2 separate regions of the Homo sapiens genome follow, and region 2 is linked to region 1. Evidence: chromatin loops called from intact Hi-C (ENCODE). Cell type or tissue: CD4-positive, alpha-beta T cell. All regions are shown on one strand. Links, peaks and the distances in the headings refer to the core of each region. The heading gives the core; the rest is flanking DNA.

What was found. A loop is a pair of places that touch in the nucleus more often than their neighbours do. Peaks named below come from ENCODE experiments on the same cell type or tissue, not always from the same donor. Only the 100,000 strongest peaks of a DNase experiment are listed, where the experiment ranks them.
Region 2: it touches region 1 in a loop (2.4-fold over the local background); 20 of 110 quality-filtered maps call a loop at or near these places.

Annotation. Positions count from the first base shown.
Region 1 is chr9:75,211,511-75,220,764 of GRCh38, forward strand. No RefSeq gene overlaps it. Among named protein-coding and RNA genes, the nearest start is that of OSTF1, 130 kb to the left of the region's middle. In CD4-positive, alpha-beta T cell, for the core only: no CTCF peak of the experiment used is centred there; no DNase peak of the experiment used is centred there.
Region 2 is chr9:75,861,541-75,870,794 of GRCh38, forward strand. The region is part of intron 2 of LOC105376091 (a long non-coding RNA gene); the gene reads left to right. Among named protein-coding and RNA genes, the nearest start is that of PCSK5, 25 kb to the right of the region's middle. In CD4-positive, alpha-beta T cell, for the core only: CTCF peaks have their summits at 4,928 (motif pointing left) and 5,134; a DNase peak (open chromatin) is centred at 4,931.

The sequences.
Region 1 (9,254 bases), core at 356-8,355:
CTTTTTAAAAAATATTTATTGTCTGTATTTAATATTCTTAGATTTCTGTTAGACAATCTAAAACAGAGAATTAGTGAATAAGTTATTAATTTGGAGATGATATTGGGAAGAGAATGTTTATTTTCAACTGTCCCTGTCTTACTCATGGCATTTTGCCTATTAATAGAATAAAAAAATTGCTGCCTGTATTAATATATTGTGGGATGTAAGTGGCAGAAACTCAGCCTTCAGCATAGCCAAGCGAAGCTGGAGAGAGGGATAAGTAGAACCAGGTACTTGAACACTTTCAAGATTCTTAGTCTGGGTATCAGATTCATGCTTCTTTGACTTTCCTCTGAGTATCTTCGTGATACCCAGACCAGACTGGCTTTCTCCAAATGGCAGAAGATGACCAGCGATAGTTCCCAAATTTTACATCTTTAATTATACTCACTGGAGAAAGTTTGACTTAATATACATAGACTCATGTACTTATGAAACACACACCTCTCCCCAATTTAATGTGGGAAAACTCAGCTCTGGCAAGGAAGTGGGGCTCCATCACTGAGTACCTGCCACATTCCAGGTAGACTTTACCTAGGGCTTTCCATACATGATCTCTAATCATGGAATTCTTTCCAAGTAAGCCTCACTCTTTTCCAGATTAAGCATAAAGAGGTTAAATCACCAAAGTCACACTGCTAATAAATGACGGACCTTGGATTTCAACTTTTTAAAAAAAATTTTACTTTAAGTTCTAGGATACATGTGCAGAATGTGCAGGTTTGTTACATAGGTATACATGTGCCATGGTGGTTTGCTGCACCTATCAAACTGTTATCTAGATTTTAAGCCCCACATGCATTAGGTATTTGTCCTAATGCTCTCCCTTCCCTTGCCCCCTACCTCCTGACAGGCCCCAGTGTGTGATGTTCCCCTCCCTGTGTCCATGTGTTCTCATTGTTCAACTCCCACTTATGAATGAGAACATGTGGTGTTTGGTTTTCTGTTCTTGTGTTAGTTTGCTAAGAATGATGGTTTCCAGCTTCATCCATGTCCCTGCAAAGGACATTAACTCATTCTTTTTTTATGGCTGCATAGTATTCCATGGTATATATGTGTCACATTTTCTGTATCCAGTCTATCGTTGATGGGCACTTGGGTTAGTTCCAAGTCTTTGCTATTGTAAATAGTGCTACAATAAACATATGTGTGCATGCGTCTTTATAGTAGAATGATTTATAATCCTTTGGGTATATACCCAGTAATGGGATTGCTGGGTCAAATGGTATTTCTGGTTCTAGATCCTTGAGGAATTGCCACACTTTCTTCCACAATGGTTAAACTAATTTACACTCCCACCAACAGGGTAAAAGTGTTCCTATTTTTCCACATCCTTTCCAGCATCTGTTGTTTCCTGACCTTTTAATGATCGTCATTCTAACTGGTGTGAGATGGTATCTTGTTGTTTTGATTTGCATTTCTCTAATGACCAGTGATGATGAGCTTTTTTTTCATATGTTTCCTGGCCACATAAATGTCTTCTTTTGAGAAGTGTTTGTTCATATCCTTTGCCCACTTTTTGATGAGGTTGTTTTTTTCCTATAAATTTAAATTCCTTGTAGATTCTGGATGTTAGCCCTTTGTCAGATGGGTAGATTGCAAAAATTTTCTCCCATTCTGTAGGTTGCCTGTTCACTCTGATGATAGTTTCTTTTGCTGTGCAGAAGCTTTTTAGTCTAATTAGATCCCATTTGTCAATTTTGGCTTTTGTTGCCATTGCTTTTGGTGTTTTAGTCATGAAGTCTTTGCCCATGCCTATGTCCTGAATGGTATTGCATAGGTTTCTTCTAGGGTTTTTATGGTTTGGGTTTTACATGTAAGCCTTTGATCCATCTTGAGTTAATTTTTGTATAAGGTGTAAGGAAGGGGTCCAGTTTCTGTTTTCTGCATATGTGTAGCCAGGTTTCCCAGCAGCATTTATTAAACAGGGAATCCTTTCCCCATTGCTTGGTTTTGTCAGGTTTGCCAAAGATCAGATGGTTGTAGATATGTGGTGTTATTTCTGAGGTCTCTGTTCTGGAGTTTCAACTTCAACTTCATCTGTGTTTCTTCCTCTGTACCATGCTGCTTCACTAAAACGTTTGTTTTGTTTTGTTGTGTGACAACATGACATTCATAACACAGTTTCATCAGTAATATGCCCTTTTGCCTGTTAGATACCCTCAGCTTTCATCACATTTATTCTAATCCAAAGCAGTGGGAAAACAGTTTTAGATAATTTTTTTTCCAACTTCTGCAAGTGGTAAAATGCACAAGTGTTAAGCTCGGATGAGTGTTACTTAAAATGATTAGTCAACCTAGCCTCAGAAACTAGTGATATCATGAAGTTGTGCTTTTAATGTGAGAGTCTCAGGTGCCCAATTCTTTCCCTCAATAGTTCACTGTGGCAGACAGTGTTGAATTTCACCGGAGCTCTGAAAACGGTAACAGTTTTCTGTTCTGGTTAACAGCTTGTCACCAACCAACCTTCCCATGTGACTTAGATAAGACTTCTTGTCCACTCTTGACTCTTTCTCATGACAAATAAGATGCACAGATGACTCTCTTGTTTACCTGTGACAAGGCCAGATACACACCCTCCAATTTCACATGCTTTTTCTTATGAATAATTAGATGAATTTTTTGTCCTCCTGTAACTAGCTAGACACAGAGATAAACATTTTCTTTTAAGCTGATTGACCGAGACTTCTCCTGATTGCAAAATCAATCTTGACTGTAAACCACCCCATTTATAACTGTCTACACCTACCTATAAAGGTATAAGACAAAGCCACCCTGCTGGGACACTCTGATCCTCAGATCTGGGGTGCTCCCCATTGCTATAGCCAGAATAAACTCAATTTCTGTGCTTGTTCGGTTCTTGTCTTTAATGAGCCATCTCAGGTCTCATAGATGAATTCCATCTCTCCTGGCCCAAGTGTGTCTGTGCATTTGTACATACATGAACACTCATGTGTGTATGTCAGTATCCTAAAAGAAAGTGTATACATCAATATCCTAAAAGAAACATTGGAACTTACATTGAATATGAGTAGCAAACTTCAAAATTTTATAATAGAAAACTCCCATGCTCAGTGTATATTGGTGCTACCATCATAGATTCAGAAGCATGACAAATGCTGCTTAGAGAAATCTCACCAGTGACTATTGCCATTTAAGATTCATGCTGAGGACCAGGATAGTTTTTTGTCCAGGTTCATTTAGATTTTCTTTCATTCTAGGAAGCTGTATGTAATAAATCTGTTTTTTGTGTTGCTCCCTTCACCTGTTATAGTTAGAACCTGTATATAACCAGAGCACCACGAGGCCAAATCTCTAGCAAGTGCAAATTCAAAGAAGCAGTAATCTGACAAAGTGTAATTGATTGCAAGCAAATTGTAAATGGAAGTTCTCAAAGGACAACAAGAAGCTTCTTAAAACCTATTCTTTTTTTCCCCATCCATCTCTTAATCACCCCAAAACTTTTCAGTTGACTGTTTTCTCCCTCCACTTCTACATACTGAATGACACCATGTAGAATAGTAGTGTTTGCCCTCTCTCATCCTCTGAAGACATTTCTTTCCTTGCTCACTTAGTTTCTAGGCTTTTGAAATGTAGAATTAAGGTGAGTAGGAAATGAAAAAAACAAAATAGGACTGAGGTTTACTCATGGAAGAAAAAAAGAGTAGTGATTAAAGGGAAATGAGTGTGTGTGTGTGTGTACACAATAGAAAATCACAACTTCTATGTAATTCAGTTTACTTAACACAGAATTTTGCATACAGTAAATTCTTAGGAACTATTTGAAACACATTAATGACTTCCAACTGTTTTTTTTTTTTTAAAAAGCAGTGGAACCATGTTTTTTAAAAAAGAAATATTAAGTAGAACTTTAATAAACAAAATAAAACTGAGGTTTGGACAAAGAGCCTGAATATCTGTGTAATCTGCTTCTCCTCCTGGAGAAGACAGTTTGAAAAATAGTTAGAAATTCCAGCTCAATAAAAGTATATGCTATTAATTTTTAAAATTAAGAAACAAATCATCATTGATTTTTTCTTATTATAAAGGCAACATGTTTATTTAGAGGAAATTAAAAATATAAATAACTACTGCATATCTCATAATTTCAGCACCCCAAGATAAACTTTATTAACAATACTGTTAATATTTTCCTGTCCAGTCACCGATTTTTAAATCTGTATCAGTGTTTCAATATATCAGTGTTTTAATATGATGATGCCATGGTTTTTTTGTTTCTGGTTCATAGAAAGAATCATATAACGTCATTAAAGGCTCAAAAATGATCTTACATGCTGTCAAAAACACATTAAACTGTGGTCTCCAGGTTATTTAAAAATTGACTTTCCTTTGAGATTTTTTTCTTAGAGTTTGCTGTTATCTGCCGCATCAAAGGTAATGATCTTTCTCCCCATTTCTTACACCTGAGTAAATTTTCTGGATCCATTGGATTTGGTTCATAAATACCCAAGCAAATGAACAGTCAAAATGGTCTAATTAAACTGCGCTGCATTCCGCTTCCCCTGTCATAAAGGTCAGAACCAGGCTTCAAGTCTGCGAGCGCAGTAGCAGCTGGAAAAAAAATGGCACTATAGGACCTTGAGAGGTCTCCACAATTTTACAAGATGCTGTCACTCTTAACCTACGGATTCTGTTTAGTCAGTTTATTAAGGAAGGCTAGGACACTAATAAAACGGGGCTGAAATGGGGGTTTGAGATTAACTGTGAAATTGATTTATCCTTGTTATGCATGACTCTCATTTGCCCAGATAACTGAGAATTACCTTCTTTTCCTAAGGAAAGAACAGTTCTGGTTTGGAGGAGATAAGAGGGTAAATGAAAGAAGGGACATGGGATTTCTAAGCAACACTCTGCCCCCACTTCTACCTCAAGCAGTTAGGGCAAAAAGAGTCCACTGTCTTTCATAGCAAAGCCAAGTTTCAATCGCTCAGTTGACTTTAAAAAGTGCAAAGCATGTTCTGCTTTATGTTTTAAACTCTTGACCCGTGATCATTATCATGTAAGAACCATATCAATTACCATAACTGTAATTGCATTGCTTTTAATAATATCTAGAAAATCATGCACATTAATAGTGGAGCTTTCTATCTCTGTTGAAGAACAATTACTCCTAAAAATTTATTATACTATGAAAGTAGATGATTTTTATTTCATTTTTTTGTGCAAAAGAAATCCCAGCATGGAAGTACCTTTTAAAAAATTGTTTTTGGGAGAAATACATTAAGTTTTTTCAACAAGATCTTTCAGTGCAGGAGTAATTTCACATTATAGAAATGCAAATTTTTTTCCTTCAGGATTAATGTGCTTATTTCTTGACTGATGATCAGCCTTTTTATCTGGCAGGGGTGGGATAAGCCCAGTTTGACTACTTATATGTTTTGTTTTACAAAGCTTTATAGTTCCTGTGCTATTTTGTTTTGCCTGTAGGCTATAACAGCTTAAAATAATTATTTTAATATCTGGAATTGATAACAGCAGTCTAAAAAATACAGCATTGTTTGCACTATATCTTCACTTAGAAGGTAATGGCTGTAATAAGATTGAACTCTTCTATGAATTAATCACATTGCCTGCTTCATCCTTCCAGTGAATTCTATTTTTTGAACAACGTACAGAGAAACACTGTAAATTTGTAGGTTGTACTTGCTTTTATCTCTTTGGTGGTAATATATTTGTTGAACAGATAGCAACTATCTTTATGGAGGACCACCATGCTAAGGTAATATTTTTAGGGTTTTGGTTACTAAGTGGATTTCTGATTGTTTTATAGTTTCCAAGGTCAACTGCTGATGTACATTTCTTTTCCCATATAAAAATGGGTGCACCAAAATTTCACGAATCACCACTAAAGAACTTCCTCGTGTAACCAAATACCACCTGTACCCCAATATCTTATGGAAAATAACTCTTGATAAAAAGATTACTTTCTTAAGAAGCAAATATAATTTCTTTCTTTCCAGTTCTTTTTTTCTATAGATTTTTTTTTTCTTTTCAGCAACGTTTCCCCTCAACATTATTTCTTTTCTCTGAAAACAATCGCCAAGTGGATATATTCTGGGGTCTTTTCTCAGTGATATTTTGTTCCGTAAGAAATAATAATCATTAACATCACTACAAATCATCACAGTTGGTCTGATTTTGTGTTTGAGTATAACCTATTATCAACTAAGTTGAAAAGAAATACCTTTATTTATTTATTTATTTATTTTTTTTGAGACAGGGTCTTGCTCTGTTACCCAGGCTGGAGTACAGTGGTGTGATCTTGGCTAACCGCAGCCTTGATCTACTGGGCTCAATCTGTCCTCCCACTCGGCCCCTGAGTAGCTGGGACCACAGGTATGTGCCACCAGTCCTGGCTATTTTTTAAATTTTTTGTAGAGGCAGGGTCTCACCATGTTGCCCAGGCTGGTGTCAAACCCCTGGCCTCAAGAGATTCTCTCTCTTTGGCCTCTCAAAGTGTTGGGATTACAGATATGAGTCAGCACACCTGGCCTGAAAATAACTATCTTAATGGTCAAGATAAAACAAAAATTGGAGTGAAATCCACCGAACATAAAATTAACTAATTTAAAGTGAGCAATTCATTGGCATTTAATCCATTCACAATGTTGTACAATCACCACTTCTACTTAGTTCCAAAATATTTTCGTCACCCCAAAGGAAAACTCCTACCTATTAAGCAGTTGCTTTTCATTTTTTCCTCCCCACTGCCTGTGGCAACCATCAAGCTGCATTGCCTCTATAGATTTACTTATTCTGGATGTTTCATATAAATGGAATCATACAATATTTGTCCTTTTGTGTCTGGCTTCTTTTGCTTACATGATGTTTTTGAGGTTCATTCATGTTGTAGCCTGTATCAGTACCTTATTCCCTTTAATGGTTGAATAATATTCCATTGTCTGTATATACCATAACTTGTCTGTCAATTCATCCATTGATACATATATGGATTGTTTCCACCTTTTGGCTATTGTGAATAATGCTACTATAAACATACCTGTACATGCACTTGTTTGAGTAGCTCTTTTCAATTCTTCTGGGTATATATGTATAAGTGGAATTGCTGGGTTGTATAGTAATTCTATGTTTAACTTTTTGAGAAACAGAATTTCTTATTTCAAATTTTGGGCAAGTATTTATATCAGTAGTTCTAGTCAGACACTCAGCCGTACTTGATTTATCTCATGGCTCACTAGGTAAACTTAAGTGAAAAGCAAGCTTATAAAGAAAAAACAAGATTGTTCCAAACTGAGAACAGAACTATATCTTCCTAATTTTTTTTTTAAATAAGGGGTATTCAACTACAGATTGTGAAATGAATGAGATATGTAGTAGAATGTGAACAATAGTACTTTCTTAGACCTGGGCAAGCAGGACCCGTGCCTGAACCCTAGGCTTTGGAGTACTTTCATCAAAAATTCTAAGGCCCTCTTGGGTGCCGGGCACCTGTAATCCCAGCACATTGGGAGCCCGAGGTAGGTGAATCATTTGACGTCAGGAGTTCGAGACCAGCCTGGCCAACATGGTGAAACCCTGTCTCTACTAAAAACACAAAAAATCAGCCGAGCGTGGTGGTGCATGCCTGTAGTCACTTCTACTTGGGAGGCTGAGGTAGGAGAATTGCTTTAACCTGGGAGTCAGAGGTTGCAGTGAGTCAAGATTGCATCACTGCAGTCCAGCCTGGGTGACAGAGTGAGACTCAATGTCCAAAAAAAAAAAAAAAAAAGAGATGGCCCCAGTGCACTGCAGTCCAGCCTGGGTGACAGAGTGAGACTCAATGTCCAAAAAAAAAAAAAAAAAGAGATGGCCCCAGTGACTTCCAGAACTGTGCCTGCGGGTTGTCCTGGGGTCCTGTAGCTGGGCTGGTTCCAAGAGGGAGGCTTGCTCCACTGCAATATGTTTTGTGGGATCACATGGTATCAGACCACCAGAATAATGCTGACACACTAACCTTGGGTAACTTTCATCACATCAGACCCAGATTGAGTTCTGAGGTCTGGGCTTTGATGGTTCACCTTGGGCTTGAGCCATATGTGTGGGCTCGTGTGTCTTCTCTTGCCTCAATCATGTGTCTTGACCATGGTGCCACTTCTAGTCTACAGCACGATGTGGCAGGGGTCAAGGCGGGGAGAGTTGTCATTTACCCTCAGAACCTCCCTCCATTAGCACCCAGAATGGTCACTTCACTCTCTTTCAGTTTGCACACCAATTAGTCTTCCAGGCGTGATGTGCTTATGTCTTCCATGGACTTTGGAGACCTTTGTTCTGTGACACCAGTGGGCCCTTCCGATCCATGTCCTCTCTTGCCTCCAATCAAGGTGTTGATATAGTATTGATATAGTACTCTCTGAGGTTGGCCATAAGCTGTCCTGGACAAGGGATTAACATTCCCTTTGTGAATGGGACTGCTCCTTTTACAGCACCCACAGACCCCGAACTATCCTTGTTATAGGTGGCAATGTGTGGAACGCAGGTGTGTGGTTACTTACCATGAAGAGTTCACATTCTAAGAATGCAGTGATTTAGAGGGAAGACATAGTTGGAAGATGTGTTGTTTTATGTTTATTTTATTGAATTTTGAGGGATAAATTTAACATGGTTAGAAAACAAATATTTGTCCATATTTTTCTTTATAACTGTGGGTAAATTTTACATTTATGGCCTTCACCAATGAAGTGCAATAACAACCTTTAAGATAATCCTTTAGAAGCCAGCTTCATAGGCAGTGTGATGGATGATGATGCATCATGAGCAATGATATAACCAGGTCTAAATAAATGGCATTAGGGGACTGCAAAGGCAAACACATCTATGTTATTTCAATACAAAGAGATTCTGAGTAGCTAGGGCATTGAGAAAACGTATATGGCTATTTTTTTCATGGTGAGAAATATGGCATTGATGGGCCTGAACAGAAAGACCTGGTGCCTAGGCACTCTGAAAAGCCTTCACATGCACTGATTGGACAGTAAGTCAATCTAAATACCTTTCTTTACCCATTATTCTTGATTGGTAATTATTGTAACTCGCATGGACCCATGAATTTTGCAATGCATTTTAAAATAAAACATTGTCCAGGGCCCTGCATTCTAGGGATACCTCTGGTGGGTCATGCTGTGAGTTTATATAACTAATGAATGCTTCCTATGACTGAACACTATAGTTGAGCACATGTTGGAGAGGGTAGC
Region 2 (9,254 bases), core at 875-8,874, 650 kb after region 1:
AACTAAATACTGTCGTCTAGTAAACTGAATGGATTGAAAGATGGGAATTCACTTTACCTTGATTATCTCTTGGGCCTGCGACCCAGTAGGGCCACTGGTGTAAGTTCAGGAGACTTATCTCACCTCAAACAAGTTTGTAGTTGTCCCCAGGCACTTAAAAGTACAAACTATAATAAATTAGCAAAAGTGAAGTTTGGCCAGGACCCTGAGGTAGCCCTGGGGCTGGATGTCTGGGTGATAAATGGAAAACTTGCAAATGCTTCACCCCTCTAGACACCATCAAAGCTAATGCTGCCAAGGGCTTCCACAGTACACAGCAATGTTCAGTTTTGAGAGTGCACATGTTTTTAGAACCTGGTTCTTGTTGTCAGATGACAAGAGAGAGAAGCCCTTTTTTTTTTTTTTTTTTAATCATAGGCTGTCTTTGGATAAGAAATTTACAGAAGTCTCTGTCTGGCAGGTGAAGGGGAAGGTTGAGTGACAATGACCAAAATGCATTCTAAGTTTTGCTAAGAGACTTTTGGAAGTCCCTATCCATTCTCCTTTGGGAGGAAATATGACATCTGATTTTAATTTTTTTAAATTACAGAAAATGAAATGCTACATGGAATTGTTGTTTCCCCTAGATTTATATATTTGATACAGGGTTTTAACCCATGACAAAATTCATTTTAAAAATATTTTCCATTTGAAGTTGTTTGAGACTTACAAGAAATTAAAAAAAATAGTACAAAGGCTTCACATATACTCTTCCCTCACCTTACCTCCATGATGACATTTACACAACTATAGTGCATTGCTAATTCACTAGGGCCTGCCTCAGGTGAATTAAAACGTGGCTCATTCCCCAAGGAACTCAAACCTAGTGAGGGAAACAGACCAAGAGTGCAATAAGTCCTAGGACACAGAAACACGCTACTACTAAAGACCAGAGGAGAGGCATTTCTATCAGATTCTTTGTGCAGGAAGACTCCTCAAAGACAAGCCTCACTGAAATTGTAAGGCTAAGTAATCTTTACCCCCGCCCCCACAAGGATCACAGAATATTTGAGGCAGAGGAGCGGCATGTGCTAAGTTTCAGCAATGTAAAATAGCAGGATCCATTCAGAGAATGAAATTAAATCAACTTGGATGGATTAAAGAGTGTGTATGTACTGTGGGTAAGTAGAGGTTAGGGAGAGAAAGAAGGGACAGCAGATATGTCTAGAAAGGCAGTGTATTAGTAAGGGTTCTTCAGAGAAACAGAACCAACAGGACATACACTAAGAGGTATACCTGAAAGAGGATTTATTATGGACATTGGTTCACAGATTATGGAATCTGAGAAGTCCTGTGATATGCTGTCTGCAAGCAGGAGAACAGGGAAGCCAGTGGCAAGGCCTGGGAACCAAGAGAGCAGATGGTTTCATTGGAATAACAGAGAAGGCACAGGCACTATCACTCTCTTAGCCTTGAAGCAGCAGGTCAGATGACATTCTTACATGGTTATGGGCAGAAGTTCATCACCACCTTCTCCTTCTTTTGTAATGATACATCAAGACTATTGAGAGAAACAGAATGCATAGCAAATTAGAAGTTATCCTTAAGTATGAAAAATAAGACCTTATAAGGGAAGCATCTTCTTTCTCTCTTTTTTTTTTTTTTTTTTTTTGACGGAGTCTTGCTCTGTTGCCCAGGCTGGAGTGCAGTGGCGCAATCTCGGCTCACTGCAAGCTCCGCCTCCCGGGTTCACGCCATTCTCCTGCCTCAGCCTCCCGAGTAGCTGGGACTACAGGTGCCCGCCACCACACCTGGCTAATTTTTTTGTATTTTTAGTAGAGACGGGGTTTCACCGTGTTAGCCAAGATGGTCTCGATCTCCTCACCTCGTGATCTGCCTGCCTCGGCCTCCCAAAGTGCTGGGATTACAGGCGTGAGCCACCGCGCCCGGCTGCATCTTCTTCTTTCTTGGTAGAACATTTAATCTTTACCTGGCCATGTCCTACAAGTACTTACTAACTTTAGATTAGTAACCTCTTCTCAGAAGCTCTTCCTGGCGCTCTTACCCCCACCATACACAGAAAGACTGGGTTACTGCCCCTCCTGCATGCTCCACTAGCAACATTCACTTTCTTCCCTGATAGGACCTATGACACACATGAATTGTAGTTACCATGAATTGTAGTTACCGTGAATTGTAGTTACCCGCTCACCTGTTTGTCTTCCCCTTAGGCTGTGATAATACTCCTGGAGGGTAGGGGTTACACATTGTATTCCCAGTGCTTTCCACCTAGGAAATATGTTAAGAAAATGAAGTGTTGTGGCTACAGGCAAGACTCAAGGAACCAATCTCTTCTAAACCAACAATTCTGTCCAAAATCCTGAATTTTCCTGTTGATTTTATATTTTTCACTGAACTAACGTGAACTATTTCTGTTAGAAACATGAAATCCAAAGTGCACATCAAACCAACTGAATGTTTATTTAAAACCAAAAATCATAATAACCTCAGGAGACTTTGAAAACCCTGTGTTATTTCCCAAGAAGAAAACTTACCTGTTGGCGACAATGAGTCGCCAAACGATCTACTTTCCTGATGACCTTGAACAATTATTAGGCATTTTACCAGCTGGGAAGGTTCCAATGTTCAATAAAAACAGATAACCTCTGGCACTTTTTAAAATCTGTGATTTCCCAAGCTGAGCATAACTTCCATCACTGGTGTGTTCTTTATCTTCCTCTTTAAGATGAAAGCTGCCTCTGTGATGTGCACCTACACAGAACAGCTGTTCCAGTTGGCTTTACATAAACAAGCAATTCCCCCAAATCAAGACTTGTTCCCACCAGTGCAGTTAATTAATCTGTCCGTTAATCAACAAACGTTTATCGAAGAGCAGGCACTGTTCCAAGCATTGAAAACACAGCAGTCAACGAAACAGATGAGACCCCTGCCTTCATGGAGCTCACATAATTCAAGGAGTCTGATTGTACTGATTGATGATAAACATACAAATAAAGTTATAAGAAATGTCTGAGGTTACAGAAAAAGGATTTCCTGCCTAAAGGAAATAACAGTTAGGTCTTTGCTTTATTGAGTGACTGGCCCAGGGCCAGAGAAAGCACTAGTTGTAAGGATTATTATTGGAAAAAATTTGTTGTAATTAGGTAAACCAAGTGTTATTAACTCTGAGCTACAGGGATAGGGAAATAGAGAACCTTCTTTGATATGGCATTGGCAGCTATGGGATTTTGCCTGTGGGCTGCAATGGGATTTAACATAGAACTGTACTGTTTGGCACAAAAGGAATTTTCCCCCTTTTTCTGTGTGTCCCAAAGGAGCAATATGAGTTATTTAATATACCTAATAAAGTTAAAACTTGACCAGTTGAAAGGAGATTAGAGCGCATTTGTTTTTCTGTGTCAGCCTGATTAAAGTAACTCATTAGTGGTCAATCCCACTATAGAACCAGATACACAACATGTGTGAAAAGTTATCAAGTCAGAAGACAGAGCTATGGGCTTATTGTCAATAACTCTACCTGCTGGTACCATCTGCACATTTTCTGACTTATCTGTGTACCGCTTGTACTATTACTTACCTAACATTTTTCTTTAAGTCAATTCACTTTTTTACTTAAAAAGCAAATGTGATGGCATTATGGATAGAGAAACCAATATCATTGTTATAAATAGCACATAGTCATAAAAATCAATGCAACAAATCAAGCAATACTATTATATTCTAGCTAGATAGTGTTGCCTGGTGACTGCTCTGATTTTTTTATGGTAAAACCTTTTTTTTTTTGTCAAAAATGAGAAATTGGTAACCGATAGAGGGGTTTTAGAAACATCACAGGATAAGAAGAAGGCATATTCCTTGAGGCCATTAGGAGGGATTAGATTCTCCCTCTGTGAGTCAATGTTGCTTCTATGTCTATGCATAAGCTAAAATAATATCCTATTGTATGAACAGAAAATGCTCCTCTTTGGGAAATATTGAACCAGGTGGCTTTGAGAGTGCCTTCCGGCTCTTAAATGGCACAGTTCTCTGAGACACACTCTCTAGTTAGGAGCAGGGAGGAGAGATGTCATTCACAGCTCTCTTTCAGGTTGCCCACCAAAAGTCAACCAGTGCTTCCTCTTCTCCCAGCCTTCACTCATAGTTCACATCCCATTTTCTTTACTCTACCTGCGGCAGACAGGCCAACCACCCTCAGCCTGGAAAACTCCCTTTCACAACATGGAAAGATAGAGGAAAGAAGAAAGAACCATGGTGAGATCAGTTACAGTAAGGGGGTCTGGGTGATCTGGGACAAATGAAGCGATCACAGCTCCTTAGCTCAGTGCTGAGCTCACATGACACCTAACATGAAGGTACAGTATCTGAAAAACATCTTTTGTAGAGGCAACATGTTGACTCTGGATGGAATGTTTCACTTCTCATACAGATGTTTGGAATCCTACAAACAGTGCCTCCCATTTCCTTATGTACCAGTTTATTCTCTTCCAGAATCATTTGTTGTCAGTTAGACACACCTTGAGTCTAATGTTAATTCTTAGACACAAAACTCTCTACCAAAGGGTCAGGAAACCCCCAGGATTTGACAATGTGCAAAAAAATAAGAGAAACACTGAACAGGCTTGAATTCCTAGGAATCTTTGGAGGAAAGTCAAGACCTTCTTTGTTATATTTGTAGATAATCAATGTTTTCGTTTGCTCTATTGATCTTTCTCAATCGTCTTTTTTTTTTTTTGCTTGTTCAAGCAAAGAATTAGTCACAATTTAATGTAAGTGAAAAAAGTTAATAAGCCTTTTAATCTTTTAAAATTATTTATGAAAGGCCATTTAGTTCTGGGTGCTCAAATGCTAATGTTTGCCTAAATCTTTTCATTAAGACTATGCATAGAATTTCTATTATCTCAGAAAAATGACTCCCTCTTGTGGCAAGAGCAGATTTTGCAGCCAATTCTAGGGCTTTTGAGTTCTTAGGTGCTAAAGAGCTGGGTAAATTCTTAGAAACCCTCATTTTACAGATGAAATAAGTGAAACCCAGAGTATAGGTAATGTATTGGTGTTTATATCTTGTTGGTGATTGAGACAGACCCAGTATCCAAGTCTCCAATTTCCCAGGGAAGGGCTTTTCCCTTATATTTTCAAAAGTTTAAGAAATGCCCTTACTGGTGTGATTTCCAGTCAAAGTCTCTCCTTTCTGCTTCCTCTGAACAGAGCCGGTGGAGAGGCCATTCTCTGTCCAGGCAACATTTTCCTCCATGTGAAAGCTGCTTCTTGGTGGGCTTTCTCAACGAGATAATTAGCCATTTCCCAGAGCTGGGCTCTAAGCTGCATCCCCACATCGGAGAGCAGTTCTACCCATACAACAAGGACTCTCTTCATTTCTCTGGGAACAGCCACCATCTATCATCCTTGGGTACTGCTTTCTGTCTAATTCTCGCTCACTTGGCTTGTTGTGACAATGAGTAGGGCTTTAAACACAGCACTGGGAGATACAGGCGGACACAGCCACAACCCAGCTTCCTATAAGGGTAACCATTGCAACTACTGGAAATACGATAAAACTATCTGCAGCCTTACTTCCTGAAATGTGTTCTGTGGATCAGTAGCATCAATATCACTTGGGACCCTCCTAGAAGTATGAAATAATCTTGTTTAGTAGCACATTCTGATTTAGTAGCCATGGGTTAGAGCCAGGAGCCAAAATTGTGCACTTCTCATAAGCTCTCAGGTCAATGCTGGGTTTTTTTGTTTTTCGTTTTTTGTTTGAGACAGAGTCTCGCTCTGCCACCTAGGCTGGAGAGTAGTGGTGTGATCTTGGCTCACTGCAACCTCTGTATCCCAGGTTCAAGCGATTCTCCTGCCTCAGCCTCCCAAGTAGCTGAGACTACAGGCACGCGCCAACACGCCCAGCTAATTTTTGTATTTTCAGTAAAGACGGAGTTTCACCGTGTTGGCCAGGATGGTCTCCATCTCTTTACCTCGTGATCCACCCACCTCGGCTTCCCAAAGTGCTGGGATTACAGGCATGAGCCACTGCGCCCGGCCTCAGGTCAATGCTATTGATTCACAAATCACAAATTGACTAGCAAAGGTCTACAGCAAAGTAAGTTGCCTACCCAAATTGTAAAGCACAAGTCACAGTTCTGTTTGTTTCATGACTGGGTACAAATTGATAGTCATTCATCAAAGCAAAAATGACAAACTTAGATTTCATAAACTGGTAAAGAGAGCCACCAACAACCCAGCCAAGTAAACTGTGCTCTGCTCCATGTAGATTTTAGTCACTACAGAGTAGGGAGAAAGACACTAATTCTTGGATTCCCAAATATACCCCTCACCCTGCCTGTGCACCTGATCTCTAAGTCTAACATACAACCTCTAACCCACAAGTCAGAAGTTTCTGCTTGAATAACATCAAAGTCTATTGACATGAGACACACTCAGACACAACTGTCTCCCGTGGATAACTCTTTAGGTTTCTATGAACCAAAAGATCTACTCCCAACAAGCCTTCCAGTAAAAGCTGCCATCTTGCCTGTATTGACCAGGAGGCAAAGAAAATCCAGGAAATGAGCCAATTTAGGAAAAGAACAAGGCAACATCAGAGACCCTTGAGGGATACCCATTAGAGGAAGAGGAAGTTGAACAGCCCAAAGAAGACCCAGATATCACTAAATGATTCTGGAGACATCTGAGAGAAAGAACAGTCATAATTTTTTACAATTATTTTTACTGATTTGGAAAATGTAGATAAATGTTTCTCATACTTAATGTTTTTGATGCACTAATTAATTATGGGTGATAGCCTCAAGTTTTCCATCTTTTATGATTAGTAAAAATGATGAGATTTTTGGAAACGCAGCTCTATTGGAAAAGCAGCTCTAATGTAGTTCTGAGTTGATGGTGTAAATAATCAATTTTAGCAAAACAAATACTGGGGTTTCTTATTCCCACTTGAGAAATGCAGGTGGATAAGCACTAAAGCTAAGCAGGATCCCAGGAAAGCCCTTGTGATTATCTTAGGTTAGATTTCCTGGGAAGTAGCCTCTGAGAGGAGATTTCTAGGCAGCTGGTTTACTGGGAAATGCTATGGAGAAACATGCTTGGTAAGCAAATTGGGAAAGAATGAGAAGCAGAGGCCCTTCCAGAGGACTGGGCAGAGAAAAAGTTGACCTGTGATACAGTTGCAGAAGAAAATTAGCTGAACCCATGGGGAGCTCTGAAGCAGGGATGGCCCGTGAGATGTGTCCCAAATTGCATAGGCCAGGCATGGTGGCTCACATCTGTAATCCCAGCACTTTGGGAGGCCAAGTTGGGCAGATCACCTGAGGTCAGGAGTTCGAGACCAGCTTGGCCAACATGGTGAAACCTTGTCTTTACTAAAAAAAAAAAAAAAAAAAAAATACAAAATTAACCGGGTGTGGCGGCACATGCCTGTAATCCCAGCTGCTCAGGAGGCTGAGGCAGGAGAATCGCTTGAACCTGGGAGGCAGAGGTTGCAGGGAGTTGAGATCACATCACTGCACTCCAGCCTGGGGGACAAGAGCAAAATTACATCTCAAAAAAAAAAAAAAAAGTGTCCCAAATTGAGGCAAGGAGGCTGGGCATTTTTACTTGTATGGTTGTTGGATGTGGACCACTGCAGGAGGAGGCATGCAACCTTGAGTGAGGCAGCTTCCTTGGGTTGAGGCAATTCTCAGAAGGGATTCAGGTGTGAAAAAAAAGCCTACAGAAGCTCAAAGAATGAGTGCCTTGGTCCTGAAAGGGTGAAGGGGGAGTATCTGGCCAGCACACCACAGCATCTCGTTGCAAAATGTCCTCTTCTCATTTCTCAATACTCATGACATCTTTCTGTGGTTGAGATTGCTGTCTTACAGCTTTTAGGGTATTTGTCTACAAAAGCAGAATCATTTGGGGCAACTCTTAAAACGTCTATACCCAGTTCCTACTTTCTGATTGAATTGATGTTAATGGTTAGCCAGGGTTGAGCACTCTAGGCCTAATCAAGCAGTTATTCTTAAATCTGAAGGGCAATAATGTCCCTTAACATGTGGGTGCAGTGTCTCAGGATTACATTTGGCTGGCATGGGACAAGACCGTGAGCTATGAATTCCAGCCACCACTGCTCCAAAGGGATTAATTAGAGATGTCTAAGGTGTGTAGGGGAATGAAACAGCCAACATAAACATATACGCTACCACCTCAGTCATGCTGCCATCTCCCAGGACTTTGCAGATGAGTTTTATTGGCCAGATTTTAAACGTTTGAAGCTTATAGTTTGTTTCTTTTTCTTTCTGAAGCCCATAGTTTGTTTCTCTTTCTTTTTATTTTTGGTTAAATGTCTGCCTTTGGATCCTTGTATAAAGGAGACTTTTATCCATCTAGCTCTTGTAATCCCACCAGTTTTGGCTGAAGTACAGTAGTAGTTAGACTTTCATAGCAGAACAAACTATACATGAAGCCTGGTTCAAATCGTATGCCCCTAAACATAACAGTTGTGCTATAAAAATCCACCAATGTCCACCCTTTTCTAAGATGCTAACATTATAAAGTCAATGTTCTTTGGTTGTGTGTTTTTATTTTCCATTTTGTGATTGTGTATGTGTATTTACTTTGTATTATGAAAGTTCTCAAATATACCACAATTTAGAGAGAATAGTACATTTATCTCCTCCTTGTTCATAACCTAACTTCACCAATTATCAATATGTGGCCAATTTTTTTCATCAGTACCTATAATTTCTGTCACTATCCCCCCAAAGAAGCTGGAATATATTGAGGCAAACCCTGGGTATATCATTCCATTCATAAGTACTTCAGAAGACACATGCATTTTAATCTCTGTCAATATTACTAATCGATGAGCATATTTCCTGGCATTGAAATGATATGAACTATCACTCCATACCAGAAATGGTAGACTACAGTATTTTTCATTCAATAAGCAGATATTAGGTACCCAACTCATGTTTGCTGCTTAGGATAGAAAATAGAATTAGACATGGTATTTGTTTTCGAGAGTTTTAAGTTCAGTATGTGTGTGTGTAGGTAGGTAGGTAGGTAGGTAGGTAGATGAAAGAGGCAGGAAGGAAAAGCATAGAGTTGGCTACAGTGCAGTTTGTGACTGTTGTGGGCAAGGGTGGCATATGCTTTGGGAAACACCTTTTGCCAGAGCAGATACCCTGAGCTGAATTTTGAAGATTCATCACCAAATGATGATGTGGAGGTTGAAGTATATTCCAGGCAATGAGAAGAACCCT